2 separate regions of the Homo sapiens genome follow, and region 1 is linked to region 2. A link is a loop called in an ENCODE intact Hi-C map of the cell type or tissue named here. Cell type or tissue: endothelial cell of umbilical vein. All regions are shown on one strand. Each heading gives the region's core, and the rest is flanking DNA. Links, peaks and the distances in the headings are about the cores only.

What was found. Peaks named below come from ENCODE experiments on the same cell type or tissue, not always from the same donor. Only the 100,000 strongest peaks of a DNase experiment are listed, where the experiment ranks them.
Region 1: it touches region 2 in a loop (4-fold over the local background); 6 of 110 quality-filtered maps call a loop at or near these places.

The regions. Positions count from the first base shown.
Region 1 is chr7:29,254,418-29,257,331 of GRCh38, forward strand. The region is part of intron 1 of CHN2 (chimerin 2); the gene reads left to right. Among named protein-coding and RNA genes, the nearest start is that of CHN2-AS1, 47 kb to the left of the region's middle. In endothelial cell of umbilical vein, for the core only: no CTCF peak of the experiment used is centred there; DNase peaks (open chromatin) are centred at 1,294 and 1,824; H3K27ac peaks cover 311 bases.
Region 2 is chr7:29,188,268-29,191,181 of GRCh38, forward strand. It overlaps a transcript of CPVL not described here and a transcript of CHN2 not described here. Among named protein-coding and RNA genes, the nearest start is that of CHN2, 5.0 kb to the right of the region's middle. RefSeq lists an enhancer at 1,550-1,699. In endothelial cell of umbilical vein, for the core only: a CTCF peak has its summit at 1,635 (motif pointing right); a DNase peak (open chromatin) is centred at 1,634.

The DNA.
Region 1 (2,914 bases), core at 279-2,778, 66 kb after region 2:
AGGCATGTATCTCAAGCACGTTCTGTAACAATGAGGAGGAGATACTACATTAAGGATTAAAAAACCTAAGGTATAAGGTAAGAAGTTGTTTTGATTAATGTTGTTAGTTGCAGACAACAGAAGCCGCTCTAAGGAGTTTAAGCAGAAAATGACTTATGACAGGGTTTTAGGGACCTTAGAGAACCACGACTGCTCCAGTAGTAACTCCCTTGTCACCACCACTCACACCCAGCATTGGTTACCGGGGACTGGACATGAGAATCTCTGCGAGCTGCCCCAGAAAAATCACACATACTAGGTCTCTAGGAGGGGCCAATCTCTCTGTACAGCCACTGCTTGGCACCGTCTCCTTTCAAATGTCATGTAAATGTGTCTGCTCCTCAGAGCCTGGGTCACATTTAGACTTGTTGTGCAAGGGAGTCTGGGAAATGTAGTTTTTAGCTTTCCAGTTTCTGTAGTTCAAGCAGGTTTGCTTAAAGGAGATTGGTCAGAGTGCTCAACTAGCAACACCCTGTCTAGCACAGAAGTCATTCTGAGCAACGGCATGCAGTTGTCCTACCAAGAGAGCGTGCAGGTCATAGAGTGGTGAGACCACTGGGAGGAGGTACTGGAAGACCAGGGGAACACAGGAAAGAGTTCAGGTCCATTTACACCAGGAGCCTGCCAGACAGGCACCCAAGAATGGACAGTGGGTTACTGATGGTCATAGAGAGGGGCAGAAGAGGAGAGGGGTGGAAGTAATTTTCCCTGGACATGCCCGGTGGATTGTGTGCAGAGGGAGACCTGCTTCTGCATTTCCCTTTGCCTGGTCACTGTCTCAGGCACTCAGTTTCAGACAGGCATGTGGCTCCAGGGAAGGCCATCGAGCTCACTTCAGAGCCCAGCCAGCCCCATCCCGGCAGAGTCAGGATGACAAAGGCAGGGCTCCTGTGGCCTGGCCCATGTGACCCCCAGCCAGTCCTAAATCTTGGGGCGTGGGAAGGAATAATCACGAGGCAAGGAGGAGACGGAACACCCTCCACACTGAGAAGCCTTTGTTAGAACCTTCCAGCCATGAGGTCAGAGGAAGAAGCTGAGTGATCTCTTAAAAAAATATGTATATATATATTAGTTGGGGGTTTTCTTTTTCTCTTGTCTTTCTTTTCAATCTAGGTTTGTGTTTTATAGACTGTGTGATACAGGCAATGGGACAACTGGGCAGTTAGTTGGAACTGACCTTGCAGACAGCCAAGACGGCAAGCTGGGTGACTCAAGTTCAGAATGGGTTTTTTATAAAAACAAACAAACAGCCATGATTGATGTCTCCCTTCTCATCTTTTATATATCCTTTTTTATGGGCAGTTGTGGAGAATTGGACTGGTTTACTGACATCATTTCTCTCTTTGCAGGCTGATTTCATCTTAGTCCTTTACACAGGTATACCTTCTGTAAGGACAGAATCTATCAATGCAACTTGCAGTATGCAAAAACCATTATCTAGAAACTGATTCAGTTTAATGCTATTAAATGCAATCAGAAGTTACCAAGCCTCTTACTGGAATGCTCTTCCAAATGTAACTTAATCCAATTTACCTTTCCTTTGGTATTTAAGTTCCTGACAGCCAGAGCAGACATTTCTCAGACAAGAGTGATTTGACTTGTAACACATGCCTTTTTTCTTTCTTTTCGTTCATTTCATGTAAACAATTAGGTGTGATGTTACAGTGAGCTTTCACCTTTAGGTTGTGGTCAGCTCTAGACCCAGTGAGAGGCTGCCATGTCATAAACTTGATTTAAATGCCATGGGTGTGCCAGGTGTTTTTGGGTGAATGAATGAGACATATGCCCTCAAGCCCCAGATAACTTCTCAGTCTATTTCAGAATCACTGAATCATGTGACAGTATGAGAACACTTTATCTCTAATAAAGCTGGAGTGTAATGACTCATTCTCACATAGTTTTAATGTTTATCGATTTCAAGTGTTCTTTCTTGATAAGAAAAGGTTTGTATGTGAACATTCGAAAGAAGAGCAACGGGCATTTTTTGTTCTTTCAATTTTAACACAAGTACAATATTTTAACCTTTACCTTGTGATTTTTGGGTGTATGCAGTGCAGCTTGCCTATAGGTGATTTAGTTGTTCGTTTCTGACCTCATTACAAAGAAGTGGTGGAAGCTGGGTGGATCTTTTCATTCCCCAGTATATTCTGCCAGAAGCTGGTGCTCATGGATCATTTGTTCAAGGACTTAAAGTTCAATTTCTAGTCAAGGTAAATTATGGCTACATCAGGCTGGTCTGGCACAGGTGATCTCGATGATCTTCTGAAAGCTGTCCATGTGGGCTCCAGGGTAGGGAACCTAGAGGAACTTAGGCAGGCCAGGGAGCCAATTCTATAGTATTTGAGGAGGAACCGATCGCCCCCCCACCACGATCCAAACCTACCTACAGGGCCCTCTGTTAACCAAAGACCTTGTATTAGCAAGGAGTTCTGGCTGAAAATTCCTTTTGTCATTGGGGGAAACAAACCCTAAGCAATGTATGTGATACTTTCTTGGAGCCCAGGCCATCTGGGTAGCATGAGTTTTCTTTAAATACATCCCGAGTAAGGCAATAGATTTCCTTCAGAGCATTTGGCAATTAAGACTGGGGCTGTCAACTAGGCTTACTGTTAAAAACCTGCCCTGCTTTCCCAGGCTGCCTGGTCTGAAATTCAGATGCCTCCACCAGAAAATAGGTTTACTCACCCATTGTCTTGGCCACCATCTTCCTTGACCACACCTGAGTACCGTGAATGACCACCAACCCTCACTGAGGCCATTTGCCAGATGGCTCTAAGTGTGGTCCATCCTAGCCCTGGTTTCCATTTGGCTTGGTCACACCACTGTGTCCTATATGTGTCTTTCAATCGCCACTTCAGTGGCCTGCGGTCATCTC
Region 2 (2,914 bases), core at 172-2,671:
CCCATTTTAGAGACCAAGAATATAAGATTAAATAATTTGCTCAGGGTCACACAGCTAATAAATGACAAGCTAGGAGTGAAGCCCAGGTCTTTTTGACTCCATAAATACATATTAAACTTTCCTAGAATCATTTTCTCATGCTTTGTTTTACAGACAATCTGGAATATTTGTAAAAGGCCAAAATATGTTTTCTGTATCAGAAGATTGGCTCAGATATTGTGTCTGTTAGCTTTCCTTCAATGCCCATTTACTCTCCTTTTTTTATTTTTTTTTTAAAAAAAAGAGGATTTCTGTTTTGTTATTGAACGTATAGCTGCTACAGGGAAAGAAATGAAAATATTGATTCAGATTTTCTTGGGGAGTGAAGGCAGAGGACATTCAGAGTACAGGATCTGCTCGGTTCCCTGGGCTGACAAGCTAAAACTGTGGATAAGAAAATGCCAGCTGTCTAGAAATAGTCTTTGAGGCTTGATTTTGGACGTTTTGTTAAAAACAACAACAACAACAAAACTGCTGAAAAGAAAGTCGTCACCGGCATGGATAATAGCTATAATTCCCAAACAGAAATCATTTCTATAGCTATTTTAAAAATTTGTCCCAGTTGAAATGTAAATGTCACAGGAAGGAGTCAAGGTTGTTTTGTAGGATCCCCCACAGCAAGGATATAGTTTTCCTCATACCTTTTTTTTTTTTTTTTTTGAGACAGAATCTCTTGCTCTGTCGCCCAAGCTGGAGTACAGTGGCACAATCTCAGCTCACTGCAACCTCTGCCTCCTGGGTTCAAGCAATTCTCCTGTCTCAGCCTCCCGAGTAGCTGACATTACAGGCGCACACCATCACGCCTGGCTAATTTTTATATTTTTAGTAGAGACGGGGTTTCACCATGTTGGCCAGGCTGGTCTCGAACTCCTGACCTCAAATGATCTGCCCAACCTCAGCCTCCCAAAGGGCTGGGATTACAGGTGTGAGCCACCGCGCCCAGCCAGTTTCCCTCATATCTTTATTCCCCAGGCCTCGTATACTCCCTGGCACATAATGAGTGTTTAGTCAACATGACTGAGTGAATTAATGAATGCTTGAATAAATGAACAGGTAGTAGAGAATGAATATATTGGATATCGTTATGAAAGCAAATTTTCATAGAAAAAGAGCATAAAGCCATAGGAACCCCCGCAGAAGACACGAAAAACAAACTCACTCCCTGCTTTTGCCCAGAGCAGGCTTACAGCTGGCTTCACTTTAGTTTATCCTAGATTTCTCTTAGGACATTGAAGACAGAAAAGATGTTTGTAACCTGAAGTGTCAGGGAACAAAGCCAGAAGGTGCAACATGCAGAAGAAAACATATTCAATGAGTTTCTGAATGCTATCCTGTTTTTCTCTTCAAACAGAAAGAAAAACTCTCTCTCTCTCGGCCCCCCACCCCCTACACTCCCCTTCTCCCTCTCTGTCTTTCCAGTCAAAGAGACTGCAGCGGATGGCATGCCTTAAGTGCCTGCATGTGCCGATCTGATCCGCCCAAGCTAAGTGGCCAAATAGGATACTCCAGGCAATACCCCCAAGCCCCCCTGCAGCTCAGTGAGAAAGACGATGCAGGAATACCTGTGCCTGCGTCGTGTGCCGCCACTAGGGGTCCCCAGCAGCAGGCGATGTGAACTGGGAATTGGGTAGCAGAGGCGGCCTCCCTTTGTCTGCACCCCAGGTGTGGACTCCTCTTTGTTCAGAGGCAGGGCCGCTACCTGCGGCGTCTGAGCTGCCTGCTCATTAACCCATCCTGGGCCGTCTGTGCACCTCCTGAGGAAACAGCGGGTTTCTCAGCTCCTGCCCCTAGTGACGCCTGCCTCAGAAGAGCCAATGCGTTCTCTTTCTCAGGACTAGGTGTCTTTGTATTTGAAATAAGGCTTAAACTACAGAGCGAAATATTTCTCACTACAGCAAAAGAGCATTTTGATGTTGAGAAATTGATGGCAAAAGGACCACTTTCAGGGTACGGTAGAGTACTTGCCATAAAATATTTAAAGCTAGTTGACGAATAGCCCTGCTATTCTCCTGTGAATGCCCACCACTGGATTAATCTTGAAAGTAAGGAATACAGTATTTCATTCTGTGTTTAGCACAGGGAAAGGGAATGACCTTCACTAAAAAACACTCCAGAATGCCTGCAGTGAGGGAGCACAGCTCCTGCTATGACAGCCACGTTCACCCTGCAGTGCTTTCTTGTCTGCTTTTAAACTTCAAAAGAATGGTGAAACAAAATAAACAAATTACACCACCATAAGAGCTACCCTGCAAACAATAAATCATGTGAATTGTAACAGCCGGTGAAGGAGGGTGGGGTGGGGATTGCAAATATTTACTCCATCAAGATTTTATTCTTATGTTTCACCGTTTCAGTCTTTTTTGATCACAGCAAAGGTAGTATCCTTACATGACCGTCAAGTTCTTTCTTTTGCTGCAGATGTGTTGTTACTCATTGTCTTGTAGCTCAGTGGTCACAGCTACTAACGTGGAAAGGAACTGGCATACAAGAGAACCATTTACAGATGTCCTTAATTTGCTCATTTACTCAATGAGTAAACAATTGAACAACATCCACTGAGCACCTATTGTATGCAAAGTATGGTAGACAATACAGGGGCTGGGCAAACAAGGATCCTGCCCCCACCATGCTTTTTTTTTTTTCCCTGAGACAGGGCCTCACTCTGTCTCCCAGGCTGGGGTGCAGTGGCATCAACAGAGCTCACTGCATCCTTGAACTTCTGGACTCAAGCAATTCTCCCCCCTCAGCCTCCCAAGTAGCTAGGACTACAGGTTAACTACAACGCCTGGCTAATTTATTTTTTATGTTTTTAGAGATGAGGCCTCATGTTGCTCAGGATGGTCTCAAACTCCTGGCCTCAAGGGATCCTCCCACC